Linked DNA regions of Mus musculus: region 1 is linked to region 2. Evidence: chromatin loops called from intact Hi-C (ENCODE). Cell type or tissue: left cerebral cortex. All regions are shown on one strand. Each heading gives the region's core, and the rest is flanking DNA. Links, peaks and the distances in the headings are about the cores only.

Region 1 (16,203 bases), core at 4,268-9,267, 76 kb before region 2:
TGTTCTCTGACTTTACTCCTTTTCTCTGTTCTAGATCAGGACTTCCCAGCTCATGAGAATCAGCCATTACTGCTGAGTAAGTTCTCTGTTTCAGTCAGCCCTCTTCCTGCCTTGTTCAGTCAATAAAAAGTCCCAACGTGGCCAAACTTGATAACACACACCTTTAATTCCAGCAAAGACAGGAGGGTTTCTGAGTTCCAGACCAGCCTGGTCTACAGAGTGAGGTCTAGGACAGCCAGGGCTACACAGAGAAACCCCAACTCAAGAGACCAAATAAATAAATAAAGTTGTAATTTGATTTTAAATCATTTCACCTCAGCTTTTTAAGTCCAACACACAATGGTCCTGTATGTAATAATTACTCTGATTTGGCATTCTATTCAGGGCTGTTTTAGCCTCAATAATTTACTTGGAGGGTAATTGCCCAACTTTTCTTCTTAAATGTAACTAGAAACCAGTGGAATAGTTTTGAACTCAGTGTTAGATCAGAGTAAAGATATACATCATAGTTTTATCTGGTGGGCAATTATTTCTGTCTGAGGGAAGGCTTTTGTCGTCACTAGTCTGACCCCAGGACGTTATCTTTTTCTTCAGAGGCTTTTACCTTTGATGTGTTCCTCCCTGCATTCCCCTCCCTGTTATATTTATTGTATATGTTGAACTATGTTATAAATTTAGTATACGAAATGATGTGTGTTTGTGTTTTTGCTTCAGCCTCAGGATGTCAGGAAAACCCTCAGGAGTGGGTTGACCGAGCTGTACGAATGAGGAGTAGAATGGCGTGTAAGTAGACCCCTCTCTTTGCTGCTGAACTTTGTGACTATCTAACATAACAAATACTGAGCTCTTCCGGTCAGTACCAACCGTCAGCTCTGTTCCCAGATGAGAGTGCAGCCAATGCAGCCAGTGCAGTGTAGGAAGTGGCATGCGAAAACCAGTGGGGGCCGTTCCCAGGCCTCACACCTCACGAGCTAGCAGCTAATAATTTCAGGTGTGTGTGTGTGTGTGTGTGTGTGTGTGTGTGTGTTCTCGTGGACTTCATATAGATAAGCACTCTACTGCAGCCTTCTTTGCCCCATATTTCATGTCATAAAGGCTGAAAATTCACAAATAGTATTTTCATGATTATGTTTAGGGTAGCACAAATGTCACTGAATGGAAGAAATATCTGTTGGGCTGATGCCCTCTTCTGGTATGTCTGAAGACAATAAGAATGCACTCATATACATAAAATAAATAAATCTTTTTTAATAAATCTGTAAATTGATGTGACAAAATGACCATACTTTGAGCTCAGTCTGTCATTATGTCTGTAGAAATACATCCATATTAGTGCTGAAGATGTAACTAAGTGGTGGGGCATTTGGCCAGCATGCATAAAACACTGGGTTCAGTCACAAGATGAACAAAAAACACGCAGGAAATCAAGTCAGGTCAGTTATTGATTATATCTGTATTGGCTGTGTGAACTGTCCATTGTTTTCTGCCCTGCATGGTGCTTTGCTCTTCACCCTCCCACACCACAGAATTTGGTTTTGGGTCTGAGAACAGTGTTTCACTCTACGGCCCACATTGTCTAGAATGCCATCCTTTAGCCTCAGCTGCTCAAGAGTTGGGGTTTTAGAATGGTGGGTACCATCACACCAGACTGTATAAAACCCTCACATTTATCTGTTGCTCATGGAAGGACTGACACACTTAGAGATTGCGGTAATCTCTAATGATTACAGTTGACTTTTCCTCATCAGAGTCTGTATTCCACTCTTAAACGAGCTATTTAGCCGCATAAAATGAAAACACCCTTTCCTCCTGCCTTACTTTTGGCTATTATTTTTCAGTGTTGTGTGTACTACTTGATAGTAGAAAAGCATTTCCTGCCGGGGATGGTGGCACACGCCTTTAATCCCAGCACTCGGGAGGTGAATTTCTGAGTTGGAGGACAGCCAGGGCTACACAGAGAAACCCTGTCTCGAAAAACCAAAAGAAAAAACAAAACAAAAAAAAAGAAAAGAAAAGCATTTCCTCTTAAAATTTGTTTTTCATTGCCTCTTATACTTAGGAAGCCAAATACTAATTATTCAGATTATTAGAATTAATGAAAAATCTTTTTTTTCTTTTAAATTTGAGAGACAGCATCTCTCTGTGTAGACATGACTGTCCTAGAATTCACTATGTAGACCAAACTGACCTTAACTCAGAGAGCTCCACCTGCCTCCTGATTGAAAATTAAAATCTAAGAGGTAGCATTGAAAGTAGAAAATGCAGTAATGGTAGTCTCTATACCATGGAAAATTCAGAGCTTCTTGGGGTATTTCTTAGTTTATAATACTGTATTCCAGGAAATAGCAAAGAAAAAAATTTATATACATTGATACCAGAGAAGATTTTTAAACTTTTTTTAGATTAAATTTATTTGTGTGTGTATGCGCGTGTGTGTGTGTGCATGTGCATGCTTATCCATGAGCTGGAAGAGGGCTTTGGTTCTCTCAGAGCTGGAGCTAGAGACAGTAGATCTCAGGAACTGAACTCAGGTCCTCTGTAAAAAGTACCAAGTACCCTTAACTGCTGAGCTGTCACTTCAGCTCGAGACTGAAGTGTGTGTGCTGTATTTGCACACAAGTATAGTACCTTCAGAGGTTAGAGGAGGGTGACAGATCCTGTGGAGCTAGAGCTATGAACTCCCTGATGGGAGATTTGGACTCTTGTCCTCTGGAAGAGCAGTCTCTGCTATCTTTACCTTAGTGATATCTCTCAAAACCCTTTTTATTTTCTCTAAGATGTTGCTCATTGCGAAAGGAAACTGCTACTGCTGTTATTCCTGAGAGAGGGTCTCAACCGTATAACTCTGGCTGGCCTGAAATTAAGTCACCATGACTGGCTTAGCATTGTTTTTGGGGGTTTTTTGTTTTTGTTTTTGTTTTTTGTTTTTTGACACCAAATTTGTTGTTAAGTTTTAGAATTTTGAGTTAAGTACTTGTAACTACCGTACCTAGGTATTGTACTGAACTTTGAGAGTGTTGTAGAAAAATGGCATGCAAGAAATATGCATTCATCAAGTTGAGTATAGTAGTGCACACCTATAATTGGGCTGCCTAAACAGGAGGTTTGAAGACACCTTGGGCTACATATCTAGACCAAGGAAAGAAAGATTATTAGTCTATTAACAAAGTTTTGTTTAGTATAGAACAATGACAAGGATGAAAATATTTGTAACAGTGAAAGACACCAATAGTGATTTTGTAACAGCCTTTACATAGTTACTCTTCAGTTCAAGATAATTGTTTAAACTTTTGTCACGGGTGTTTTGTTTAGCTTCTGGTTGCTACTGCTTTGGTTTTTGGACAGGATCTCACATAGCCAGCTCTAGACTTCTCCTTATTTTTGTGCCACCTCTGAGTGCTTGATCTTAGTTGTACACCATCAAGCCTGAGCTCTTCTCTCTCATGTTTTGTTTTGTTTTGTTTTGTTTTGTTTTGTTTTGTTTTGTTTTGTTTTGTTTGAGACAGGGTTTCTCTGTGTAGCACTGGCTGTCCTGGAACTCACTTTGTAGACCAGGCTGTCCTTGAACTCAGAAATCCACCTGCCTCTGCCTCCCGAGTGTTGGAATTAAAGGTGTGCGCCACCACCGCCTGGCCACATAATTGTTAATGCTTACTTATATCATGTAAAAATCAATAACTGGCAGATTCACGGCCCTGCACTCTTGACTTTATGGAGTAACTGCTGCTATAACTTTGGACTTGAAAATCCCTATAGATTTTCATGTTTCTCTTACTGCTTTTAGTGATTTAGTAAGGAAGAGAGAATACCTCAGCAGTTTATACATAGCAGGCTTCAAAGTATGTTTATGATCTATGGATTACATACATAGTGTGTATAACACATATTTAATACTTATTAGTCATATCCATCGTAAAGAGTAGAACATCACAGAACTGCCATTTCCCATTTATCTTTGTAATTATGTAATAAGGTCTTTAAGATGAGCATCTGATATATTGGGGCCTTTTTAGTATTTGGTTTTTAATAGTGCATTTGTAACCTACGGCATAATTTAAATGTTTCTAATAAAGTTTCATGAGCAGAATTGGTAACCCAAAGAATCGGCTCTTAGAGTTAGCACGATGTCACTTTGTCTTGCTTGCTTGTTGAGTGTTTCAGTTTTGTTTCTGTTTTCTGGTCATATGACTCAAGGCAATTTCTGTATCTTAGCAGTATTTATTCCTGTGATCTAGTCCAGTGCTTCTCAAGCACAAGGAAGGTCATCTATCTGTTCAGAAGTTGTCTATACCAAAGTTACTGCGGGCAGGTGGTAGATGGGTGTGATCACAAATGGAGGCCATGCCAGTGAAGTTGTTGGGCCTCTCTGTCTCTTGATACAGTTTTGTTTTGTTTTGTTATGTTTTGTTTTGTTTTGTTTTGTTTTATAAGATCTTAAAAATAGTAATTAAGAATGTAATGGCCAGAATCCTAGAGGAACTATTTCAGTCATTCTAAGATAGAAAATAATGATTTAAGATTGCGTTTTATATGGAAATTCCTTATTCCATGTAATTTAGTAATTCATAACCTACATTTTCCTCTTTCTTACATTATCTTCACAGGTAGCAGTTTTGTAAATAGTCATTTTCCAGGTGATTTCAGGCTTATTAGGGTGTACATGTTTTTCTTACCTTTGTTCCTAACACGTAAGCTGCGAGGCTTTCTCTCTCTACACTGAGTGTGTAAGGGTTCCCTCTGTAGTAACTCGGATACTGTTGCTGTGATGAACTTTGAGGGGCATCAGTGTAGCAGGCGTTTGGAGACTCTGTTTCACCTACCACCTCTGCTTGACCCCTGCATTTTCTTTCCTGTAATGAGAATACATGGGCAAATAAAACATAAAATTGATGGTCTTCTGAAATTACTTTTTATTTTAGATAACAACATTCAGAAATCCAACTTTGGAAACCAGTCTCCATCAACCTCCAGGCCACGTAAGTCTGTCTAATCATTATGTGGGCCAAACTTGATGGCTTGGATTTATAACATTTTTTTGACAGCAGTATGACTTGATGCTATTTGAAGCATCATATAAGCACTTCTTTGGAAAAAGTATATACTATATCAGCAGGGAAATTCTGTGGAGGCAAACCATATGAAACATCTAGTTTCCTCTTGACTTTATTGTTCATAGTACCAAGAATAAATGTTGATAAGTAGGGCTGGAGAGATTGTTCGGTGAGTAAAATCTTACTGTCTGAGCCTCAGCACCAAAGTTCAGACTCTGGAACCATATAAAGGTGGAGGAGAGAAGCGACTTGGCAACGTTACACTCTGACCTCCACGCGCATGCGTACACCCACCATGGCCTGTGCACACACATGGCACTAATAGTCTGTTAGTGAGGAAGCCACCCTTATCATTACACTGAAGTAGGTCAGATTAGCAGGAAGGGAGCATAAGTGTGATTGAAACAAATGCTGCAGGTTTTGAAGTCACAGAGGTGTATTGGAACTAAACTGGAACACTTACCTTGTATACAGCCTTGAAGAATTTTCTTATTCCCAAAGCATGTTACCTTGAATAATAAGTACTAAGCAATTATTAGTGATTCTGAAATTTTTGTGTCTCTCTACATTGATAAAAATACCTACAAAGAGTTTGAATTAATTTGTAAATGACAGGATTTTTTTTTTTCGAGACAGGGTTTCTCTGTATAGCCCTGGCTGTCCTGGAACTCACTCTGTAGACCAGGCTGGCCTTGAACTCAGAAATTCGCCTGCCTCTGCCTCCCAAGTGCTGGGATTAAAGGTGTGCGCCGCCACTGCCCAGCGACAGGATTCTTTTTTATGGATGATTGCCCCTATCTACTCATCAGTTGATGGACATTTGAGTTGTCTCCACTGCTTGGCTCTTCTGCATCATTGCTGTAGTGAACCTGAGATGCAGATGTCTCCACATACTGAATTCATCCCTTTGGATGCATACCCAGCAGTGGAGTTGCAGGATCACATAGTAGTTTTAAAAAGAGGACTAAACCTACTCATATTTACCTAGACATTAATCTCTAGTTTAATAAACTTTACTTGGACTCTCATACCCACTTCTGTTTTTAGATACCTAAAAATATTATTCAGATATGAAGAATTTTAAAAACCTTTTTATGGAATTGTGGACTTTCCTTGCAACTTTAACATTGCATAACTGACAGTAAATACTAATGAGGTTGTAGGTAGAGGAAGAATCCTTATTCACTCCTGATGGGAGGATAAAGGTTTCCAGAAGTTACAGAGCTGCCATAGACCCAGTTATACCCCCTGGGTATACAGCCAAAGAGTTCCATGTCCTGCCACAGAGACCCTTGTGTGTCCATCCATGTTCACTGCTGTTCTATTCACAACAGCAAGGATGTAGAACCAGCCTGTGTGTCCATCAGCAGGTGAATGGGTAATGAAAATGTGCTACACACACACACACACACACACACACACTTTTATTCAGATGTAAAGAAGCTGTAATTATGGAATTTTCAAGGAAGTGGGTGTGTCTGGAAAGTATAGCATTAAGGAAGGTGGCTCAAACACAGACAGAAACTGTATGTTCTCTTATATGCAGACTCTAGCCTGCAATGTATCAGTGTATATGTATAAATTATAATATGTTTAAGCATATGTACATATAAATAAATGTAAATGTGGGTAAAGAATAAAATACCAGAAGGAAAACCGAGAGGGGTAAGACTGAGTGCTCAGGAAGGATGAAGGAGGCGGAAGTGGGCGGGCAGAGGCCATGGAACAGCAGGAAAAGTGGCAGGTCCTTAAATGCAGCCTGAAACAGGAAACCAGGGACTGTTAGTGAGATTTTTGCTCTTAAAATTCATTGTCATTTTCTGGAATTGTTTTAGTTGGTAGTTCCTTTTTGCTGTTTTTTGGGGGGAGGGGTGTGGGAGGGAGGGGTGTGTGTGTGTGTGTGTGTGTGTGTGTGTGTGTGTGTTTGAGGCAAGCTTTTATGTAGTCTGTGTTGGCCTTGAATTCACTACATAGCTGAAGCTGGCCTTAAACTCTTGATGCTATTGGCTTTACCTTCCAAGTGCTGAGGTTACAGGCATGCTGGTAAAGGCATCTTGCTTAAATTCTTAGAATTTGAATAAAGTGTCATGCATTAGTCATTAGAAAATACTGATTCACTAAGGTATCAGATTTTCACTGGGCATGGTGGGAATCTGAAGTAGGGGAGTCATACCTGACTACAGAGTGAGACTTCATCTTTGAAGCAGTATATGCAGCCAGGGGTCTCCCAGGGGTAATCCCAGCACTCAGGAGGAAAAGACATGAGGATCACCCAGGAGTTTGAATCAGCCTGGTCTACATAGTGAATTTCAGACTAGTCAAGGTTACATAGTGAGACCTCCTCTCATGAAAACAAAGCAAATGGTATGTGCATTTTCTGAATGTTGACACACTATGTACAGTTATAAAGATTGCATTTGTTAATGTCACTATCAAACTCAAGATCTTTCAAGAGCTAAATATTGCTAGGAGTGGTGATGCATGCCTGTAATCCCAGTCCTAGGGATGATAGTTGTGTAGTGAGGAGCAGTGGGAGGCCTGGCATGAGTTCAGTGCCCTGACTCACAAAATATTATTAACTGAGTTAAAAAATAAGGGTCTGGTGAGATGGCTCAGCTGGTAAAGGCTCTTGTACACAGGTCTGAATCTGAGTTCAGTCATTGTCTTAGTCAGGGTTTCTATTCCTGCACAAACATCATGACCAAGAAGCAAGTTGGGGAGGAAAGGGTTTATTCAGCTTACACTTCCACATTGCTGTTCATCACCAAGGAAGTCAGGACTGGAACTCAAGCAGGTCAGGAAGCAGGAGCTGATGTAGAGGCCATGGAGGGCTGTTATTTACTGGTTTCCTCCACCTGGCTTGCTCAGCCTGCTCTTTTATAGAACCCAAGACTGCCACCCACAAGGGGCCTTGCCCCCTTGATCACTAATTGAGAAAATACCCCATAGCTGGATCTCATGGAGGCACTTCCCCAAATGAAGCTCCTTTCTCTGTGATAACCCCAGCCTGTGTCAAGTTGACACATAAAACCAAGTACAGTCATCTAGACCCACATGGTAGAGGAAAGAACTAACTGTCACAGATTGTACACACACACACTTTTTAAAGTCAAGTATTGGTAGCTATCAATTTTGTAATGGTAGGAGCAGTATTTCCAGAACTCTAATTTTCACTTGAAAGTTTGAATGTTTCACTGGCAACAAATATTGCCTGAAAGTACCGGGTGTACTTTGTTCATTGTTCAAGAAAAAAGCTGCGAAATGCAGGAATATGACTAATCATAGATTATTAATTACTTTTCAAGTAAAAATGATTCATTTTCAAAAGTGCTGATTCAAGTAGCAGCTTAGTTGTAAAATTCCTTTTCCTTTGGACGACTGTTGTCTATGCTGTACAGCAGACAACATTGAGAAAATATGTACTCAGGATTAAAGGTCTTGAGGTTTGGTGGGTTTGGTTTTTATTGTTTTTAGTTTGGGGAGTTTTTTTTTTTTGTTTTGGTTTGGTTTTTTGGTGCTAGATAATGTGTTAGGGCCTCACACATACTAGATAGACATTTATACCAAGTTACACCATGCCCCAGCCCAAGGACTAAGGTGGAACAAAATTCATTTAGCTATAGGTGGAACAACAATATGAACTAAGCAGTACCCCGGAGCTCTTGTCTCTAGCTGCATATGTATCAAAAGATGGCCTTAGTTGGCCATCACTGGAAAAAGAGGCTCATTGGACTTGCAAACTTTATATGCCCCAGTACAGGGGAACGCAAGGGCCAAAAAGGTGGAGTGGGTGGGTTGAGGAGTGGGGGGGTGGGTATGGAGGACTTTTGGGATAGCATTGGGAAATGTAAATGAGGAAAACACCTAATTAAAAAAAAAATCATTTAGCTACTTCATGAAGGGTAGTCTTAATGAAACAGGTTCTTTCTCTCTCCCTTTAAATTTCAGTACACTTATGTAGTGTGTATGTGGGTGTGTGGGTGTAGGTCAAAGGACAGGTTTCAGTGGCACCTTTGCCTGCTGAGCCATCTCACCAGCCCTTCTCCTAATTGTTGGTTTGGTTGGTTTTGGTTTTGGTTTTAGTTTTGGTTTGAAACAGTGTTTGTCTGCGTAGCTCTGGCTGGTCTGGAACTCACAGAAACTTAACTTGCCTCCTGAGTGCTGGGATTAATAACACCTGGCATCTGCCATTCATTTTTAACCTCTAATGGTATCAGAGAAAACTACAATGACTGTGCTAAGACAGCTAAGTCAGTCCCCAGTGAGCCCTGCCTCATCACCTGAAGATTTCCCATGTTAGCTGATTCACCACCAGGACAAGTATCACCCGTGCAAAAAACAAAAATGTCTTACTGTCAACTTTAGGGATCATACCTACCAAGTAGTGTTTCAGATAGCTTCAGGCTGTACCCTGAGATCTGCTGCTCCAAAAGATTCCTAGTACTTCTATTTACTAAAGTAATAAGGAAAAGGTTCGGAAGTGGATTTATTGGTAAGTGAAGTGATCTACAAAATTGCTGTAGAAGTGGAAAAGCATTCTGTAAACGAAATAACGTAATTATCTCCAGTAATATGGACAGGTTCAGTGCCAGAGTTGTACACTGTCGGCCTGCATGCCACAAAGGAAGCTATCAGTACGGTGAATTCACGTGGACTAGTACACATGCTGCCGTAGCATATGGAAAGCATACTGAACCTTGTTTATGTACTTGAGAAATACTCTATCCTGGGTAGGTGGCCATGTTAACTGCTGGGCTTCTGGATTGAGCAGTGCTTTATAAAGCAGCCATTATTTACTTCCTACCTATTAGAAAATGCTCCTAAGTCTTGTTTTATAAAGTTTTACTTCTGAAGTTATGTGTATGCAATTTGGTATTTAAATTAATTTTCTTTAGAAACCATTGTATTTTTTTAGATTTGTGATATATATCCATAACTTAGGCATTTGAGCTTTTATTGAACAGTATATTTATTTATTTATTTTTTTTTTTTCCGAGACAGGGTTTCTCTGTATAGCCCTAGCTGTCCTGGAACTCACTTTGTAGACCAGGCTGGCCTCGAACTCAGAAATCCACCTGCCTCTGCCTCCTGAGTGCTGGGATTAAAGGCGTGTGCCACCACGCCCGGCTTATATTTCTTAAGGAAAAAAAAAAAACACATTACCAGTTCCCCCTTTTTAAAGTTCTCCCTCTTAGTCAGACATAGTCAGACACACCTTTAATGCCAGCACTCAAGAGGCAGAGGCAGTGAGTTTGACACTAACCTGTTCTCCATGCTGAGTTCTGGGCAAAGGCATGCATGGGACTGCAGATCCAGCTCAGCAGTTAAGAACATGCACTTCTCATGCAGGGGACCCAGTTTATCCCAGCACCTGTCAGGGGCTCACAGTCGTCACCTGGGACTATAACTCTAGGAGGTTCCATTACACTCAGCCTCTGTATCCACACATACATACATATACACACAAAAAGAAATCACTCCCCCTTGAATCTAAGAAAATGTGACATGTATGACTTTTTTTTTTTCTGAGCAGAATCGGCTATCCATCACCCAAATGAACCTTCTGTCAAGATAAAGTGGTGGCTGCTGGGACTTGTTGCCATCCTTGCAGTGGGACTATTTTGGTTCTTTCATACCCCTGCAGTGGAAACCACTGCCGTTCAAGAATTCCAGAACCAGATGAAGCAACTCCAGTCTAAGTACCAGAGTCAAAACGAGAAGCTGTGGAAGAGAGGCACCACCTTCCTAGAAAAACATCTGAATAGCTCCCTCCCTCGGCCCCAGCCTGCCATCCTGTTGCTCACTGCAGCTCAAGATGCTGCAGAAGTGCTCAAGTGTCTGAGTGAACAAATTGCCGACGCCTACTCCTCCTTCCGTAGTGTCCGTGCCATCCGGATTGACGGGGCAGGTAAAGCTGCTCAGGACAGTGACCTCGTTAAGCATGAAGTCGATCAGGAGCTGACTGATGGATTTAAAAATGGCCAGAATGCAGCTGTGGTACACCGCTTCGAATCCCTGCCTGCTGGCTCAACCTTGATCTTCTATAAATACTGTGACCATGAAAATGCAGCCTTCAAAGATGTAGCCCTCGTCCTGACTGTACTGTTGGAGGAGAAGACGCTGGAAGCCAGTTTAGGCCTAAAGGAAATTGAAGAGAAAGTGAGGGATTTCCTTAAAGTCAAGTTCACCAGCTCTAGCACTGCCAGCTCCTACAACCACATGGACCCAGACAAGCTGAATGGGCTCTGGAGCCGCATCTCCCACCTCGTGCTGCCTGTGCAGCCTGAGAACACTCTGAAAGCAGGCAGCTGCTTATGAGGGAGAGAAGCGGAAAGCCATCTCGGGTTTGAGCGGTTTTGAGACCTTGTAACCAGAGATGGAATTTGGAACAGTTTTTGAAAACTGGTTTCTTTTTAAAGGAAGTAAAGTTCATACATAAAAGTGGAATAACTAAATCATTAACCAGCCTAATTATCTGTGATTTGAGAGAATTGTTTCTCTATTTCCACTCTGAACCATGTTCAAGGTATTTAGCATAGTGTACAGTATATGCAATTCCCGAGTGTCTGCCTTGATTCTGGCCGAATCATTCTTGCTGTGGTGTGGCCAGTGAGAAGGGCTAGGTTCCTCTTTCAAAGAATCAGCTCTATAGTTAACTTTGGATTTACTTGTGTTTGTGACCTTATTAATGGCTGACAGCTCCCTAATTGTAGCTGTGGATTCCCCATATTTTTTCTCTCATACCATTTAAATGTGTGATCCTTAGCTGCTGCCTATAAAAACAGAACTGGATGTGCGGTTTAGCCAGCCCCTCCCTCACTGGTTTTTAGAGAGGGGAGGAGGGATTTGGAGGTAGAAAGAGAAGAGAAATTGTTCAATAGAGAAGGAAAAGGAAGAAGGGAAAAAAGATAGTTGCAAGCTGGGCATGGTAAACCACGCCTGTGATCTGTCTCAGTATTGTCTCAGGAGAGTCAGGAGGAACAGAAGTTCAAGGCCAGCCTCATCTAGTTAGTTGGGTTTTCTGCCACCCTGGGTTACGTAAGACACTGTCTTTAAAAAAAAAATTTAAAACTCGAAACTTTACTTTTTAAAAAAAGAAACATAAACGTGACAAGAAGCCTGTGAGGGGTAGTCACGCAGGCACGCCTAGGCGGCGGCCTCTAACTGTTACAGTTTGCCCTTTCTGTTTGTGTTCTTGTGTGAGGCTAAAGCTCAGTGGCGGAGCATTAGCCCAGCCTGTGCAATACCCTGGATTCAGTACCCAGCATTCCACACGCCTGTCATCTCGGCACTCACTCATCACATTGCGGTTGGAGTATCTTGAATTGAAAGCCAGCCTGGAGTATATATATATCAAGACCCTAATTCAACCCCACTCCCCAGTAAAAAAAGAGTGCCATGGTCCTCCCAAGATTTTTTAAGCTTGTATATTATGCAGTGTATTTCCTTACTTAGCTCTTATCAATTTGAAAGGTAGGCAGATTCAAAGCATTCTCTTTGATAATACCTGACAGTTTTTGTCCTAAAGAAAATATAGTTTCTGGTACATCCTCAACTTGATGGTTTGGGATTTTTTAAATTATTATTATTATTACTATTATTATTTAATTTTTTTACTTTTTGCCGATACTAGGAATTGAACCTGAGATCCCACACCAGCTGGTCACGTGTTCTCCTGGTGACCATCCCCTAGCAGTAGAAACACATTTTGAAGTCAGGTAACTCATGTCTACAATGCCAGCACTTGGGAAGTTGAAGAAGAAGCCATTGTTAGCTGTATAGTGAGTTTCAAGCCAGCTTGCCTGGGCTGTAGGATGAAGTACTGCCTCTACACCCACTATCCCCCTCCCTGCCCCCCAATACACAACCACCCCCACTACCCCCCTTCCCACCCCTCTGACCCCTACCCCTGTCTCCACACCTACTACCTCCCTCCCCCCCATCTCCACAGCCAATACCCACCCCCCCAATACACAACACAGAGATAGCTTCAAAATTGGTAAACAGTTCTCTGCTGGGCTGTTGAAGAGAACTTCATTTTCTCTGTACATGAGTACTGGAAGTCTGGGAGTGGTGGTCCATAACAAATAGAGATATACTATGCACATGATCATTTTGTCGAGTGAGTACCTCAAGCCAAAAGAGTGAACCTTACCACACGTGAAGAACAGCGGACCTAGGTCTCTATTGCTCGAGTATTTTAGAGTTTTTTGCATTTATAACTAGGTATTCTCATCTGTCCGCTGCTGTTTTGTTTTCTACTCTTAACAATTCTAGATGCACCTTGAGTTCTTCTCCATAGACATCTAAATGAGAATACTACTTTAGAGTCCTAGTCAACTGTTCTTTACCCACTGGGAGTCTCATGGTGGGTGGTAAGATTTGTATTACTATCTGTTTCGGTCAGGTCAGACTGATAAGATTCTCATTTTGTAAAGAATTATAAAAAAGTTTTTGAAAGTCTTTATTTTTTACATACATATCATAAGGAAATAGAAATGTCTTATATTCCACTGACTTAAATAAATTTCTTTTATCTTTCAGAAAAAAAACAATTGTAGCAGTTAATGTGTAAAAAGCTTTTAAAAGCTATTTTAGTAATTTAAATAAATTTACTTTTTGGGTTTGTATTCTGTATGTTATAAACTTAATGATTTACAAGCCTGGTTTTTTGTTTTTTGTTTTTGTTTTTGTTTTTGTTTTTTCTGGTTTTTCGAGATAGGGTTTCTCTGTGTAGCCCTGGCTGTCCTGGAACTCACTTTGTAGACCAGGCTGGCCTCAAACTCAGAAATCCACCTGCCTCTGCCTCCTGCTGGGATTAAAAGCGTGCGCCACCACGCCCGGCTCTACAAACCTGTTTTACTTAATCCAACTCTTTCTTTGGAAAATTTAATGACCTTGGCTAAGAGAAGCTCAGGCCAAAAAAATATATTGCTTAGAGACAGAGTAACCATGATTTCTTTTTTACTTTTTTTTTTTTACTCCATGTATTTTGAATTATCATCCAAGTAGAGTTGCATTAGTATCTTGATTTCTCATGAGTTCCTGAAGCAGAGTTCGTGTTTAATTGCCTCTGAAAGAACCTATCTGGATTTCCTTTTTCTATTCACTCCCTCTCATTTTTAATGCCACATTGTGTTTGAGTGAGTGTGTGTGTGTGTGTGTGTGTGTGTGTGTGTGTATTGTGCTTTATACAGAATAGGTCTTTCGGCTCGTACACCCATAATCCAGTTTTCACTGTACCAGAGAACGTGTACTCAAGGATGTCTCCACCCGACCCTCTCTGGCGGCAGCACTTGAGCAAGGCCCGCACCTCCTCTGGGCTGCACGGTAAAGCTGACTATGTTGGGGGGGGTGTGGACATGATTGTGGGAGAGCAGACCCCCACCCCTCTGCTGGCATGGGCTCAGGCGGGATGGCCCCTCTCTCCTGCCCCTTGCTGGCTACAGGACTCTGGGGAGCACAGCGCTGGAGAGCTGGCCCTTGACAGCCGCGGCACTTGGGTGAGCTGGCTCCACCCCTAACCCTTACACAAGGCAGTTCTGGAGAGCTGGTCTGGCTCACTACCAGCTGCTGCAGGCAGATCTGGCCTTTGCCCCTTGCTTGGCCAAAGTAGAAAAGCTGACCCTGGTATGGGCACAGAGACCTGGTGGGCTGTCCAACTCAGCTATTACCAAGGCTCAGATCCAAGGCTTTGAGTTGGCCCACCCCAGCATCTACCCATCTATGAGCTGTTGGAGCATTGTGAAAGGGCCAGTCCTGCAGATTGAAAGCTGCAGGATCTCCATGACACAGGGCAACAATAGGATATCAAAGAGGAGATCTAGTCAAAATCCAGTGCTGAAAGTGTAGGAAAAAATACCAAAAGCCAGAGGGCCTGAACCTGACCAATGACTCATTGCCAGGAACCTTTGCAAGTAGAGCTGTTTGGGCAAAGGAGTGCACTGTGGGACACACTGCAGCTTCAGTGAGATGTTTTGTTTTGTTTTGTTTTTTGTTTTGTTTTGTTTTTTGTTTTGTTTTAGAGGTGAGGTTGTAAGCGCAGAAGGCAAATATGGAGGAGTGGGATTAGGGTGCGTGATGTGAAACTTAAAAAGGGTTTTTTTTTTTACATTTTAAATGTATTTTTATTATATATTTATTTTATTTATTTTATGTGAACATACACATGCCTCAGTACTCATGAAATAGTAGATCTGAGTATAAGTTGGAGGTTTTTTCTCTTACCATGTGGGCTTCGGGGATCTAACTCAGTTCAGGCTTGGTGGCAACCGCCTATACCTGCTGAGCCATCTCAACAGCCCTGGTTACCTGTTAGGTCAAGAACATAACACACTTGCCTGGCGTGCACATGGCCCTGGGTTCTGCCCTCAGCACCTATTCAGGAACTGAGTAAGTGAAAGGAGAGTGGCTCCCTGGGCATTTGAGGTCAGCCTCGGCTAAGCAGAGTCAGTATCTCCTGAGAACCAGGGTGGGAGTGTGGTTCAGTGGGAGGACACTTGCCTCGCACCTGTGAGCCTCTTGGTTCACTCCTCCTGTACTGCAAAAGGAAAAGCACAAGCGAGCGGGTTTGTCAGGGCCTAAGCTCTACTCTGTTCACACCTCCAATCCTTTCAAGGGAGAGGTTAAGTCAGCAGCGTGGAAGAGGGAACTGCAGGCTCCAGAAACTGAGCACGTGACTTTGATCGGCAGTAGTAATCCTCGCCCAAGAATTTTACAGTCCAATATCAGCTTTACAGTTTTTTTTAAAATTTGCTTCCCTTCTTTCAATTGCCTCTACAGTTTTTCTAATTCTCAAAACTGAAAGTCAGCTGACTTTCATTCAGTAAGAACTCACAGAGATGAAAGTTTGCATATTTCGTGTCATTGATCAGTGCCTAAGCTGAAACTGTGATCTCACTAAGTATCCTTTGTGTTGGTTTACGTAAACCTGGAGTTCTCATAAGCGTAATGGCAACGATGAGGCTGGTGTGCTTCATTGTCCTTACCAAGGTCACAGCGTGTGAATGAGTCTGAGTAGTCTTTTCCTAAGGAAGACTTTACTGGCCTACGCAAGAACCCTGTGGTACAGGATGCTCTTGCTAGGTAGGGAAAGTATAGGCTCACCTGTGCAAACCCAGGGAAAAACGTATACTCCACACTATGGACAGGA
Region 2 (16,203 bases), core at 5,011-10,010:
GATATTGTTAGAACTAGTGCCAGCCCTTCCTTGACACTCATCACTTGACTTTCTAGAAGCATTGTTTTTTTCTCTTAAATCTGTCTGCTCTTATTCTTTTCTTCTCTCCTCTCTCCCCTGTCATCTTTCCTCTCTTCTTGCTTATTTATCCAAAAAGACCTACTAGGAAAACGTATGTATTCTTAGCACCTAAAATAGTTCTTATGCAAATATTCTAGTTGAGATTTCCTCCCTGAATTCAAACTCTTATCAACCTGCTCACTGTATATCTCCCATGCATGCTTTATAGATAGCTTAGGCTTACTGTCTGAAATGAAGATTACTCATCTGGTGGCGCATCCCTTAACCTTGCTCTCCATTGTCAGTCTGGACGACCCACAACCTAAGTCATCTTTGAACCTGTTTTCTTTCATATTTTCTATTCTGCTGTCTAAGTTATATCTATCTAGTACCAGTTCTATCTGCTGTTGCCGAAGGTGGTACCTTTACCACTTTTGTCACTATTCCATAAATCAGGGCACCATTGGTCTGTGGCTTCAATTCTCCAGTCTTCTCTTCACTGGTCTCCTCCCTGCTAACTCTGAGGGAGTCTGTTCTCAGTACAGCTGCCAGGGTAAGCTTGTTAGAGTCTTGTTTAAGTTCTCTTACTCCTTTGCTCTGGTGTTCTACAAACTCCCCATTTTACTGCTGAGTAAGACAGGAAAGCCCGGAGCACCCTTCCCCTCAGCTGGATCGCGTTTATATCTCAGCCCAGATTCCAACTGTTCTCCTCTTTGTTCACTGCATCCTCAGCAGAGTCCTTGCTGACTCTTAGATACTGCTCGCTCCTGCCTTAGAGCCTGTTACTCAGACTTCCTCTACTCTGCTTATGCCACAGACCTTCATGTGCATTTTAAATTTCATTATTCATACCTGTCATTTAGATTAAGGTTTTGGATGTCTATGGTTAGTATATTTACATTTTGTAAAGTTTTTATGTTGAAGTGTTTAAATAAAATGGTAATCTAAGAAAACGCTCATCTGAAATGCAGCCATGCAGTGGTTTGAACGCATGGCTGCCAAAGCTTCTTCCCATTCCTAAAAATGAGGTGCATTTCTCACACGTTTCCTTGAAACAACAGCAAAGAATTGGTAGCTAACAGTGGAGTGGTGGTAACCTTTAGCCCTTTCTGTAGGAGGACTTGACATTGATAGTTTGTGGGTCATAGAAATAACTTGAGTGAAAGTTTTTCTCTCATAGTTCTAAGGCCACCAAAGGATGCTTGAAACTGAAGTGTGTGGAATCCTGCTTGTATTTTGTGCTTCTTACACATACTTGTGATAGTGCTTAATTTAGAAACTAGGTGGAGAAGATGAGCTGGCTGTCCACCTCACCACACCCAGCATGCGGTTTCCCATTAAGTTGACAAGTGTGACTTTGATGGACTTCACAGGTGCACTGCACAGCTTCTTTCTGGTATTCACTGCTGGCATCACTTTTCTTGAGCTCTGGAACCTTTAAAAGAGTTTATTCAATGATATCACCAAAGAGAGAATCTAGTGGAAGAGGTGGCTATTGGTGTCTTATAAGTGGGAAGCCTATGGGTGTGGACACTGTAGACAGGCATGACCCAGCATGATGCACAATTTATAACATGAATGGTTTATGTCTGGAAATTTCCACCTAATGTTTTCAGATTGCAGTTGACCTTGGGTAACCGAAGCTGCAGAAATAGGGTACTGATGTACCCCTGTTTCTTCATGAGGAATGTAGGTGCTAAATGGGAGTCTAATGGTGGCTGTCCATATTTATGCATTTCAGATGATACCTCTGTAAAAGAGAAGCCTGTTGAAAAAAGTAAAGAGAAGAAAGTGGTTAAACCAGTACGAAAAATCCAAAAAGTGACACAGTTATCAAATCCAGAATGCAAAACAGGTTGGTTTTCAGTATTTTGTTCAGTTTAAAGTTGGATTTTATAGAAGTGGAATCTGTATGCATATAAATATGTTACCAGATGTTCTCATTCTTAGGAATGTATGAAAATTCAGTCTATTATACATGTCATTATTACTATATACATGTATTTTGTTAAGGTATAGTTGACAGCATTAACTGTCCATATTTATAAAATATAATTTGAAATGTTTCTTATGTGTATACATCTATAACACATTGTTCATTGTATTAGTATTCTTGTGAAAACTTTCCTGACAAAGACTGCTAAAGGAAGCAAGGCTTTTGTGGCTCACAGTTTTGGGTTACAGGTAACAGTGGTCTGAAAGGCAGTGGCAGGAGCAGGGGTGGATGGCCATATTTTATCCTCAGCCAGGAGACAGAGAGAAGCAAGCTGCAGCTAACCTCACTTTCTCCTTCTCACTCAGTCTGCGACCCTCACCTCCTAGGATAGTGACATCCACATTTAGGATACGTTTCTCTTCCTCTGCTACACCATTCTGCAAACACCCTCAGAGCATAATGTCAGAGGTGTGTTTCCATGGTGATTATAAATCATATCTAGTTTATAATAAAGATTAATATCAGATTCATTGTATGTTCAAGTTAGTTAATGTGCCACCTCAAAAAGTTTTTTTCTAGTATTTTTAATCGGAACACACCAAATTAAAATAGTGATTTTTTTCTATGAGTAATAATTTTCTGTAAGGTCATGATTGCCTTTAAGAAACATCAGAATGTCAGTCTTCTTGCCAGTAATGGTTAAGCTAAACACAGAATAGATCAAACTAGGAAAACGAGATTTCTGCTTCCATAGTGACTAACATGTCAACCTTGATCCATATTGCTTGACTTTCTATTGTAGCTAACTATTTCTTTGACAATGTGTCAATTTAGTATGATTCAGTTTCATTATGTAAAAAGACAAATCAGAGTGTTTGTCTCACAGGATTGTTGTGAGAGCTAAAAGCATGAATACTAGAAAAATGCTTCAGGATAGTACTTCATACATGACATGAGTTCCAATTCCTAGCTATCCTCAAGGGTCATATTCAGCAAATAGCTTTTGGCCATGAAAGACTAGAGACAGTTTGAGAGCTTGTCACCTTGAGTTTCAGGAGACTCTGAATCGATACATTTGCTCATTATCCAGATGTTTGTCAGCAGTGGCTATATGTGTGTCAGTACAGTGGTTAGCAAGACAAAAAGTTCCTGAGAGGTACAGTTAGAAACAGTGTGACAGGGACTGGAGAGATGGCTCAGTGGTTAAGAGCACTGACCGCTCTTCCAGAGGTCCTAAGTTCAATTCCCAGCAACCACATGATAACTCACAACCATCTATAATGGAATCTGATGCCCTCTTCTGGTGTGTCTGAAGAGAGTGACAGTGTACTCACATACATAAAATAAATAAATCTTAAAAAAGAAAAGAAAAGAAACAATGTGACAGTATGGTAAGAGACCACATGGTCTCTGGGAAACATCAAGAATGATGAGCTGCTGTGTTCTAGCCACGCCCTTGTCCTTCTGGTGCATGTCACTAGAATGATAGACATTTTGTGATTAATTTCAGATGCAGTAATAGAGTGATACTAGTTCTGTACAAGTAAAACTTGTTTTTGCAAGACTATAGTTATCTTAATGGTAATTAAATTAAGTATAAAAAAGTATTTTATATAGTTGGTGGTGGCACACACCTTTAATCTCAGTACTCAATGATAGAGGCAAGTGGATCTCTCAGTTTAAGACCAGCCTGGTCTACAGAGCAAGTTCCAGGACAGCTGAGACTACATGGTAAAACATTGTCTCAAAACTAGCCCCTATCGAAATGCAAATCAAAACAACCCTGAGATTCCACCTCACACCAGTCAGAATGGCTAAGATCAAAAATTCAGGTGACAGCAGATGCTGGCGTGGATGTGGAGAAAGAGGAACACTCTTCCATTGTTGGTGGGAGTGCAGGCTTGTACAACCACTCTGGAAATCAGTCTGGCGGTTCCTCAGAAAACTGGACATAGTACTACCGGAGGATCCAGCAATACCTCTCCTGGGCATATATCCAGAAGATGCCCCAACTGGTAAGAAGGACACATGCTCCACTATGTTCATAGCAGCCTTATTTATAATAGCCAGAAGCTGGAAAGAACCTAGATGCCCCTCAACAGAGGAATGGATACAGAAAATGTGGTACATCTACACAATGGAGTACTACTCAGCTATTAAAAAGAATGAATTTATGAAATTCCTAGCCAAATGGATGGACCTGGAGGGCATCATCCTGAGTGAGGTAACACATTCACAAAGAAACTCACACAATATGTACTCACTGATAAGTGGATATTAGCCCCAAACCTAGGATACCCTAGATATAAGATATAATTTGCTAAACACATGAAACTCAAGAAGAATAAAAAAACAAAACAAACAAACAAAAAAAAAACTAGCCCCTATCGCTCCCCGCAAAAACCAGAAATACAATTTATTCTATTACATTTAGAGAAGAGTAAATAAAAAGAAAGAATGATGTTGTATAATCCTATGAGAGGCCTCCTTTAGAGTGAAGGACAAAGGCTGTGTCTACCCAGTCAGATCGTCTGCTTCAGCTTTGTGTGCTTTGCCATTAACCTGGACTAAGTAGCAGTAACGGTGCTGGGACTATACTAGTAATGTTCTAGTGAGATCATCTTCTTCAAATTATTTTATGCGGCTATTTCAGAAGGCCATTCAGGTTTTTTTATTTAGTTTTTAATTTTATGTATCTGGATATTTTGCCTACATTTATGTGTATATATCACATGCAATGTCTGGTGCTCTCAGAAACCAGAAGAGGGCATCAGATGCCTTTAAATTGGAGTTACAGACAGTTGGGAGCTGCTCTGAGTGCAGGGGATCAAGCCTTGGGTCTGCTGGAAGAGCAGCCAGTGCTCTCTAAGTGCTGAGCCATCTCTCTAGCCCCTCCTTCAAAAACCAACATTTACAAATGACTACCCACCACTTCATGTTGGTTTAGATTTGAGTCTGAGAATTAAGGTTACGTATAAGGACCTTTGTTCTGCCATTTATGACAACAAAGTTTATTATATATTGAGCAATAAGCTTAGAGCCTTCTAGTACATTAGACCCATTGTTTATGGCTAATAACAAAGTGCAAAGACATTTCTAAAGTAAACAGGGGCTGACTCAGAGGGTAAAAGCACTTGCTGTGCAAGGGTGGGACCTGAATTTGAATTCCTAGACCCCGCATAGAAGCCACACATACAGCATCAGTCCCTGCAGTCCCAGTGCTCCTATGGGGTACCAGGTGGGCACAGGACTTGGAGCATCAGTACCTGCAGTCCCAGTGCTCCTATGGGGTGCCTGGTGGGCACAGGACTTGGTAGCTCCTGGACCAACTGGCCTGGCATATGCCAAGAAAACCTGAAAAACACAGAAAACACACTTGTGCACACACACACGCACACACACGCAATATGTATGCATGTGTACATACATGCATACATACACTTTGGCAGAACACATTTATAATATAGTTGCAATTAGCATATTTATTAGACCCATTTTCTATTTAGTCTATTAAATTTTAGCTTCTTTAATAGGAACTTTTGTTTTGTTTTTTGAGACAGGGTTTCTCTGTGTAGGCTTGGCTGTCCTGGAACTCACTCTGTAGACCAGGCTGGCCTTGAACTCAGAAATCCACCTGCCTCTGCCTCCCAAGTTCTGGGATTAAAGGCATGTGCTACCACTGCCCGGATTAAAAGGAACTCTTAATAGAATGTCTTTCATATAAAATTAAGAGAGTATGCTAGAAACCTTGAAAAATATGGGAAAACAAAACTATTCATTTTGACACGAACAAAAAGTATTAGTATTAGTTTGAGTATTTCCGAATAGTATTTGAAAATTTTTATATTTATTTATTGTGTCTATACAGTAATTTTAAAGTCATATTAGTATAATTTTAGTCATTGTATACCTAAAAATTCTTGTACATATATAATTTTTATCATTTAAAAATTTTTTAAGTTATTTGTTTATTGAGGAAGGGTCTTACTTTTTTAGCTCTCATTAACTGGGAACTTGCTATGTAGACCAAGTTTGAACTCACAGAGGCTCTCCTGCCTCTGCTTCCTGAGTACTGAGATTAAGATTTTATCCCTATATTTGTTTAGCAAACAAGCCTTAACTAGTAACTTGAAATTTCAAGAATCATTGTGGTAGGAGAGAACTGGGCTGGCTGTCCCACGTTGTTCTCTGACCGCCCACGTGTGCTGTGGCACACTCTCCCCACCCCCAAAAATGAATGGAATTAAAAAAAAAAAAGATTTGAACAAACTGTTAACCAAATTTGATGGCTTAGTTAGTTAAAAATAAAAATTTTAAATTTTATTTATGTGTATAGGTATTATGTCTACATGTGTGCCTGAGTACACATTAGTGCACATTAGTGTTCACAGAGGACAAAGAGGGTATTGGACCTCGTGGGACTAGAGTTGAAGATGGTTGTAAGCCTCCATGAGGGCGCTGGAAATCAAACCCAGGTCCTCTGGAAGAGCAGCCAGTGCTCTTGAGTGCTGAACCATTGATCTTTCTGGCTCCTAAAAATATACTTTTAATGACAGACCTTTTCAGCTTAGCAGAAGATAAATGTAAAATTAATTATAGAATTTATATTACTGAGTAAATATACTTCTTAGAGATAAAATTAAGGTTTTAAATTCAGTGCAATATATATTTTAGGTAGCAGTCGTTTGATAAGTACATCTTCTTGGCGAGATGGACAAAAATTAGTAAAGAAGATTCTGGGACCTGCACCCAAGATGGAGCAAAAAGAGCGAAGACCCACATCGAATGACAGAAGTGGAAGAGAAAGAGTGGCTAAATTTGGTGAGAGGGTATAATTAAAATTGCTTCAAAAACCAAGGTTGCCTGTTTACATACTTAGATGGTGCAAATGTGCTGGAGAATACTTAAGATTCTTTCAAATTCTTACTGTAGCTCAAAATAGCAGAAATGTTCTATTGAACTTGGATAGGTCTAGAGAAAAGTTATTTTCCTCAGAGGTGTAGTCAGTCATAGCTAAATTTGTTTTACGATCCAGGACTCTCTTAAATTTGACCTTCAAATTCTTTCTTTCTTATTTAAGTACATTGATGCTATGTAAAATAGGTGTGAGGGTATTTCAGGAGGGTTTCAGTGGATAAAGTAATGTAAGCATGAGGACCAGAGTTCAGACCCCCAGTGCCTACCTGTAATTCCTACCTCGATGGGACTTCCTTGAGGAAGCTGCCTAGCAGGACTAGCTGTGTAAGTGAGCTCTGAGTGTGGGTCTCTGTGACTGAGAGACCCCACCTCAGTGAATGAGGCAGAAGAGACATCATTTCTGACATCACCCCCATGGCTTTCACATTCACATACCTCCCTCCCAATGTAGGCATCTCCACATACATATATGCCCACACATACAAGATATACAACACACACACACACATACACACACACACACACACACACACACACACACACACACACACACACACGAAAAGGAAAAAAATAACTAGTTATGTTTTCCATAATCACTAACTTTGAGAAATGAAATATAAAATCTCCACAGCCAGTTTTCTTTTTCAGCAGTGAAATTTTCCCCTAGTTAATTTAGTTCCAGGAGTCCATTAAGCAAGAAATGTAATCAACTGTGATCTAATATATTGCAGTCAATATGAACGTTGTATTTCTTTTTCTTCATCTTGCAAGTAAACTCATGCCTAGTCTCAGTCTAAAATTAAGCCTTGTCAGCAAATAGTAGATGATAAAATGGTTGTTTGCATACATAATGTGTTGATTGTGTTCTGACATTCATTAAAGAGCCGTGGAGGCTCAGCTCTTAGCCAGCAGGTAGTGTTTTCTAGGAAGTAGGTGGTTCTTTAATATCTAGGACACCAGACCATAGGCCACAAGTCCTGCCTACTTGAAAGAATATATTTATCCTAATCTAAGGAAGCATTATGTATTTCTTATGCTTCTCACTGAGGATTTTTCTTTTTTTCTTAAAAATGGGTAAAATACCAAATAGTCTTTTTTTTTCTTTTTTTCTTTTTTTCTTTTTTTAATTGGATATTTTCTTCATTTACATTTCAAATGCTATCCCAAAGCCCCCTATACCCTCCCCCTGCCCTGCTCCCCAACCCACCCACTCCCACTTCCTGGCCCTGGCATTCCCCTGTACTGGAGCATATGATCTTCACAAGACCAAGGCCATTGATGGCCAACTAGGCCATCCTCTGCTACATATGCAACTAGAGACACAGCTCTGGGGGTCCTGGTTAGTTCAGATATTAGTAAGATGTGATATGTAGGAGGTCGGTTTTAATCTTTTTATATCAGTAGGAATCTAAACTTTCAGAAGTTCTCTGGTAAACTCGTCTAAATGTGGTGCCCTTCAAGTGCAGAATGAGTCAGTAGTGCATGGACGTTTTAGAGAAAAACATTCAGTATTTCCAGTGCCTTTATTGTTGTGTTTGGTACAGCTTGATTTTTCTTTTTAAAAACTTCATTCTTTTACTTTTATGAGTGTTTGGCCTGCCTATGTGTCTGTACACCCCATGTGTGCCTTACCTCAGAAATGAATGTCAGATCACCTGAAACTGTAGTTATAGACAGTTGGGAGCTGCCATGTGTGTGCTGAGACTCAAACTCCAGTCTTCTGGAAGAGCAGATGTTTCTCTTAGCCACTGAGCCTTCTCCCCAGAACCAAGTTTGATCTTTTTCAAAGCACTTAAAATTATTCCTTCCCTAAAGATTTCTAAGGAGATTTCCCAGTTAGATTTTGTGGTAGCTTGAGGGCAGTTTTACAGAGCCCACGCTGGCTCAAACTTACTGTGTAGCCAAGGAAATTTATGAACTTCTAATCCTCCTGTCTTTGTCTCCCGAGTGTTGTGATTACGTTTATTTTTTTGAAGAAAAAATTTTGAAGCGGGAAAAGTATGCATGTGTAAAATAAATGGTAACATTACTCATATTCCTATCAGTTATAATATTTGGGTTTTTTGCAGAAATACTAAAAGCGTATAGTTCATATGAAGCTCTTCCTGATATAAAAGGGAATTTTCCTTTACAACATTCTTTGGACTGTTATAGGATATTTGAATTCATGTTTAAAATAAAGAAAAATTCCTTAATTTTCATATTCGTGCAGTAAATCTTAGGAATGAATCTGGAGTTTTAATATAACTGACAGTCTGTGTGTTGCAGGGGGCCATATTGGAAGAGCAGAATCGGACCCCAAATTGGATGTTTCACATAAACAGCTTCCACGAAGCTCAGCACGTTCAAGAAGTAGTAGAGCTTGGTCTGAAACTAATATAGTGAAATCAGCTCTGTCCCTTCCAGACAATAAGCAGGAGGAAAGCGCTGCCTTAAACAAGGATTTTTTGCCAGTTGAAATTCGTGGGATTCTTGATGACTTACAGCTAGATTCTTCAGCTCAAGCTGTGAGGCAAGAGGCTGGAGAGGGACAGAATCAGAAGTCATCGGCCCCTGAACAAGTACCTCGGAGTCACAGCCCCGTGAAAAGAAAGCCAGACAAAATAACAGCGAACGAGGATCCGCCTGTGATTTCCAAGAAGCGCCACTATGACACAGATGAGGTACGACAGTACATTGTTAGACAGCAGGAGGAGAGGAGGAGGAGGCAACACGAAGAGAAGAAGGCTCAGAAGGAGGCTACGGAGCAGAAGAACAAACGATTACAGGAGCTCTACCGGAGACAGAGGGAAGCCTTCTCTAAAGCAAAAACTGTGCCTCCTTCTGACCCATTGGTCTCTAGACGGCTTCAGGAAACTTACTCCAAATTGCTACTAGAAAAGACTTTGCTTGAAGAACCAGCCCGTCAGCATGTTACACAGGACATACAGGTACTAGTAGTTATGGGAACACAAAGTGGGGTAGTTTATGGTGAGGAAAAGCTTGCTTCCTGTCCAGAACGGTTCAGAAATGATCCTACCTATCACTTAGGCATGCTCAGATCGTTACAAACAACAACCAAGACCTTCATAAAATGTATTGCATGCAAAGAGAAACGAGGAGACGTAAGAAAGTTAAAGCTGAAGAGCTTACAATATTGGTCACCACTGACCTCTTCTGTCCTGCTGTATTTCTGCTTTGTTTTCATTGTACTGGTGCACCACCAAATTACGTTAATGAAGTATTTAATTTTGGGTTTAGTATTGAAGTGAGGCCATACTCTTGTGCTAAAGTTTTTAACACTGATAATTGAGTGTGTCTCAGGTATTACAACTGCTTTAAAAGCTTTACTTACAGGTTTAAACATCAGTAAGTCCAGCCTCAGAAAGGTTATTTATATTCTTTTTACTTATAAGATGGAAAAACCTGAGGTTTATAAAGGATACTTTTTATCTTAATCATGTTGCTAATATTAATGTCTGTTTATTTTTTGTCTGTTCCTGTGATAAAATACACTGACAAAAGCAATGTAAGAGAGAAAGTCTTTTTCTGGCTTTTACTTTAAGGGAATAGTTTATCATAGAGGGAAATCAGGGTGGCAGGAGCTTGAAGCAGCTGGCCACATCACCTTCATAACCAGAAAGCAAACACTCATGGACACATGCTAAGCTGACTTTTCTTGATTTAAGTTGTCCAGGATTCTACCCAGGGAATGGTGCCACCCACAGTGGACAGGTCTTCCCACCTCATTTAACACAGTCAAGATGCCTAGAGGACCATGTCCCAGATGATTCTAAATTCTGTTAGCATCTATTACCAACGATTGCAATGTCCTTGTTAGATTTTAGATAAGATTTTGCTGTTAATTGCAGTGGTTGTTTTTATTTGGTTTTCTGTCATGCCAGGATCAAACCCACACCTGATATAAGTAAACACTCATGTAATGGTTATTTTAAAGGCAAACTAAATATAAAGTGATTTTATTTGAGGGAGAAAATGCCTTTCTTTTTTGACCTTTTTAAGTTAAAGGGACTTGATAAGTTTCTTATGTGCTACTTGACAGCATTGTTGTGACCAGAATCAGATAAATTTGACACTCTTTTCTCTTAGGCCAGACCTGGGTATCAGCCATCTGGAGAATCTGATAAAGAAAACAAAATACAGGAGCGTCCCCCAAGTGCGTCTTCCAGTAGTGACCTGTCCCTGTCAGAGCCTCCACAACCTCTTGCAAGGTAAAAAAATAAAAAGAGAGAATGAAAGATGACCAAGGTTCTTTCTTTTAATGAGAAGACATTTTACATTTGGTGAATATCTTCAACTAATACCTGAACATGGCGTCCAGGTGTATTCGCTGTGCCCCACGTTGGTTTTTCCTGTCCTTTAATCCAGACTCAGGGTCAATTCCTTATGCAGGTGGAGTCGCAGCCCTAACCTAACTTTCTACCGCACTCTTGCTCCCTCTGAGCCTAACATAAAGTTTTTGGATGGGTAAGTCACAGTGAAAGATATAGACAGTTCTAAATTACACTTTGTAATGATAACCATTGGGAGAAGAAAAAGGACTTGAAACTCTTTGAGAGTGTACACATATAAGTCAAATCTCTTTCCAATGTGAAGTTAATACACATGGTTCTTTTTCACCCCAAAGGACAATAACACTGATAACATTTATGTTGTTTTCTACATTTATTTATTTTATGTTTATGAATGTTTTGCCTGCTGTATGTACATACACCATGTATGTGCCTTGTACCCACAGAGGTCAGAAGAAAGTAAAGTCTAGAAAAACACATTGCTTGGGCGTTCCTTTGGTTTGATTTGCTTTGTAGCACTAGCATGAAGCCCAGTGCCTTGTGCCTTTTAGGCAAGTGATTTACCACAGAGGCACATCAATCGACCTAAGTGCTCTTATTATTATGGTTCCACAGCGGAGATAACGGAAGTCTAGACTTTAATTAAACTTTCTCAAAGTCAACACATTACTTTTGGAAGTGGGTTTGAACGTAGGTGAGTGACTTTAAAAGCCAGTACTTTCAACCAGTTTATGCACTTACTGCTAATAAGAGAAATGTTCGATTTATTTAATGTGGTCCTAAATATATTTTAAATATAAATCATATTTTTATTTATAATTTTAAATCTTTATTATGCTCATTTTCTTATGAATACTTTTGTCTAAATACTACTGTCCATGTAATCATCGCTAGCCCGCTGTGCTGGGATCCTGCTGTTTTGCCCTGCTCTCTGATTCTGAGTGTTAGAGAACAAACCAAGCACAGCTTTGTTATTACTTTGCATTGGTTCCTCCACTTCTTTTCTTTTCTTCCCTTTTTCCCTTTTTAAAATTTTAGATTTTTTTTTTCTTTTTTTAGTTCAAACCTCTACATTTTAGCCAGGAGGTGGTGACACACTCCTTTAATCCCAGCACTCAGGAGATAGTGCATCTTTGAGTTCAAGACCAGCCTGGTCTATAGAACAAGTTCAGAAAAACCAATCAACCAAAACAAATAAAAACCCAATCAAACAAAAAACCAACAGCAACAAAGTGAAGCAAATCTGTACATTTTAATGAAGTACTATGTATTGTGTGTGTGGAACACATGTAACAGAACACACATGTTGTGTATTCAGTTCCTTCCATCTTTATTTGAGTTTTCCAGGCTTGAACGTCAGATGCCTTTTCCTGTGGAGCCATTTAGTGGCCTCCAATATTTAGCAGTCTATCTTAGGATTCCTGTTGCTGTGCAGAGACTCATGGCCACCCTCATGAAGGACAGCATTTAACTGGAGCTGGCTCACAGGGTCAGAGGTTCAGTCCATCATCATCATGGTGTAAAGCATGGCGGCACACAGACAGACATGGTGCTGGAGAGGGAACTGAGAGGTCTACATCTAGATTGGCAGGCAGCAGCAAGAGAGAGTGACAGTGGGCCTGCCTTTAGCATCTGAGACCTCAAGCTTAACCACAGTGACACACTTCCTCTGACAAGGCCACACCTCCTAATAGCACAACTCCCTAGGAGACTATGGGGCCTATTTTCATTCAGATTACTATATTATCTTAAGTGTTTCTCTTTTAAGTAATATTATTTTTAAAGGATTGAATAGAGGTATTGTTCTAAGGAAACTTATCTGGAGAGTTTTAAATGGCCAATTGAAAAAATAAGGCCTCTTATTTGAAGAAAGTTTGCAAAACAGTACAAATGGTGAAATACCATTTTTGTGCAAATATCACCACAAAACCACAACTTACACATAGATAAATGTTAGCAAAGGTATAATTGTAAACAAACTACCAAAAATAACAATGGCTTTTTTATTGTTTTTCTCTGAGTAATCTCTCACTCTCAACCCTTTTGCTTTTTTTGACAATGTGTGTATATTATTCGTATAATCCGAGAACTCCTTTACTCCCTTTAAGTGATGGTTTGGACTGGGGAGATGGGTCTATGAGAGAATGCTTGTCTGGCAGGGGCAAAGCTCTGGAATCAATTACTAACACTGCAACAAAAGAAAAATAGTATGTGGATTACTGTATTAGCTAACACCGTGCTTTCTGTTATCAGAAGAGACTTGATGGAGCCTACATGGATGCAGCCTGACAGACTGAGCCCTCGAGTTCACAGTTCTCAAGCCCAGCCCCTCGCTGGAACGACTGAGAATTTACTCTCCCATCTCCTGCATCTTGAGCATGTAGGAATTTTGCACAAGGACTATGAATCTGTTTTACCAGCCAAGAAGAGTCATAATACGGCTTCAGGACCGTTAACTTTCACACCTCAACCATATCTGACCTCACAAGCTCCTCATCCAGATGCCTTGTTGAAACCTAGTACCAGCCAATATAAGACTAAACTGGATCGTATTGAAGCCCTGAAAGCAACAGCGGCCTCTCTGTCCAGTAGGATTGAGAGTGAGGCTAAGAAACTAGCTGGGGCCAGCATTAACTATGGGTCAGTGTGGAACACCGAGTGTGATGTGAAGCTAGCACCTCAAGAGAATGGACCTTGGACTAAAGCTATCAGTCCACCTGTGAAAGAGGACATTGAAGATGCTTTCTCTGCCCGGATTCAGAAGATGCTGGGAACCTGTGTGTCTCATGCAGCTTTTGACGATGAGCTTCCTGGTGTAGGCAGCCTTAGTGAATATAAAAAACTTCCTGAGATGATCAGACCCCAGAGTGCCATATCAAGCTTACGAATGAAATCCCCTAGTCCTAAGCCAGGAGGGCTGCTGGCACAGTTGTGCAGGAGGCAGACAGATTCTTCCAGCTCTGACATACAAGCCTGTTCTCAAGAAAGAGCCAAAAGGTCTCTTTGTTCCAGCATAGACTCAGTCAGTGAAGGGCCTCTTCTTAGTGAAGGGAGTCTCTCTGAGGAAGAAGAACGCCGGGATGCACGGCCCCTTTTGAAGGTAGCGGAAATTTTAAAGGAAAAAGAATTCTGTGCTGGGGAGAGAAACTCTTATGAACCCATCAAAGAGTTTCAGAAAGAAGCTGAGAAATTCTTGCCACTTTTTGGGCACATAGGTGGTACACAAAGCAAAGGACCATGGGAAGAACTGGCAAAGGGAAGTCCACACAGCGTCATTAATATTTTTACTAAGTCATATCAGTTATATGGAAAAGGTGAGAAAAAGCCTATACTATATTTAGATAATTATTTCATAATTTTCTTTTTATTGTTGGTTTTTTTCTTTTTTAAATCCACCCAGCTTTCCTTTTCTAGGATGAAGTTTATCCCGCCAGGTTTAGCGCTGTTTCTCTTTATTAGAGGTGAATTCTACCAAACGTATAATAATATAACTTTAGAATTCCTAGGTTGTAGATTTTCACTCTATAAATGGAGCAAATTATTTGACAAATGAGTTGGTTTCATCTGTTATTACATTCAATTTGGTATTACATTTCATTTTCTTAAAATTTACATGTATGCACTTAAAGATATTGTGATAATTGTGTGTTATTGCTCTCTTTTGTTTAGTTACTTTATTTATATCAGTGGTTGACATAAACTAGAGTCCTTTGAGATGAGGGGACCCCTCTTGAGGATTTACCTAGTCCACCCTGGCCTGTGGGCGTGTCTGTGGGGCATCGTCTTGTTTTACTGGTTGACATGAAAGCCTACTGTAGGAGGTACCACCCCTATGTAGGTAGGCCTAGGCTGTATTAAACAAAGTTAAACCCAGCTGAACTTGAGCCTGAGCAGCGGGGCCAGCAGGAAGAGGCTTCCTCTGTGGGTCTCGCCTCTGCTCCTTCTTGAGCTGGTCCCTCATTACTCTCAGTTGTGGATTGGGACCTGGAAGTGTAAGAAAAAGAAGTGTTTTCCTCTCCAAGCTGTCTTTGGCTATGATATTTATCACAGCAACAGAAAGCAAACAGGGACAGTTGTCATTTTAGGCTGCTTTTGATTTTAATGCTCTTTCAGTTTCTTCTGTTGAAAGCAAAGTGCTTAAATCACTATTTTATTATTTTACTATTATCTTATTTCTGCGTATGGGTGGTTTGCCTGTACATTTATTTGTCTTATGTGTGCCTGGTGCTAGCAGAGGCCAGAAGAGGGTGTTGAGTCCTCTTGGCCTGGAGTTAGAGAGATTGTGAGTGCCCTGTAGGGCATTCCTCTGGATGAGGGCCACAGGTCTTAACTGCTGATCCATCACTCCGTCTTGACCAATTTAATAAGAAAATTGGTTTCACTATTAAATTCTTGTATTAGATCTTCATTAAAATTTTATACCTATATTGAAATATTTGGAGATGAAATATATGTATTTGCTTCAAAATACTCTGTAGGACCACAGAAGAAGAGAGGAATAGGTTGTTTCACTGAAAGTAGCTTGGTTTTTAATTGGTTGTTGTTGAAGCTAGTAATGGATACATTATTTATTTTCATATTTTTCCTAAAGAAGTGAAGACAGCCAAACATAGTGGCGCACGCCTTTAATCTCAGCACTTGGGAGGCAGAGGCAGGAGGATTTCAGAGTTTGAGGCCAGCCTGGTCTACAAAGCAAGTTCCAGGACAGCCAGGGCTACACAGAGAAACCTTGTCTTGAAAAAAAAAAAAACTATAAAAGCAAATGAAAGAATCCCTTGTTTATGTTAGTAACATGATGTTATAGAATGCTTTGCTTATAGTTTAAATTTTATTTTGTATTAACCATACCTCAATTATTATTTTTTTAATAGGGTTTGAAGACAGGGGAACATTGGTATCACGGCCTTTGAATGCCACCGCAACCCCACTCAGCAGCGTTTCCTATGAAGATGATTTTGTCTCCTCTCCAGGAAGTGGGACACTGACAGAAAGGAAGTC

Evidence for each region. A loop is a pair of places that touch in the nucleus more often than their neighbours do. Peaks named below come from ENCODE experiments on the same cell type or tissue, not always from the same donor. Only the 100,000 strongest peaks of a DNase experiment are listed, where the experiment ranks them.
Region 1: it touches region 2 in a loop (2.4-fold over the local background); 5 of 42 quality-filtered maps call a loop at or near these places.

Annotation. Positions count from the first base shown.
Region 1 is chr1:156,002,091-156,018,293 of GRCm38, reverse strand. Tor1aip1 (torsin A interacting protein 1) reads left to right here. Exons shown (of 10, transcript NM_001160018.1): 7 at 35-76; 8 at 715-783; 9 at 4,920-4,976; 10 at 10,585-13,695. The coding sequence ends at 11,369. Among named protein-coding and RNA genes, the nearest start is that of Gm51653, 8.4 kb to the left of the region's middle. In left cerebral cortex, for the core only: no CTCF peak of the experiment used is centred there; a DNase peak (open chromatin) is centred at 6,746.
Region 2 is chr1:155,926,429-155,942,631 of GRCm38, reverse strand. Cep350 (centrosomal protein 350) reads left to right here. Exons shown (of 38, transcript NM_001039184.1): 8 at 1,802-1,915; 9 at 6,671-6,817; 10 at 9,182-9,843; 11 at 11,003-11,124; 12 at 13,459-14,519; 13 at 16,077-16,203. Among named protein-coding and RNA genes, the nearest start is that of Cep350, 39 kb to the left of the region's middle. In left cerebral cortex, for the core only: no CTCF peak of the experiment used is centred there; no DNase peak of the experiment used is centred there.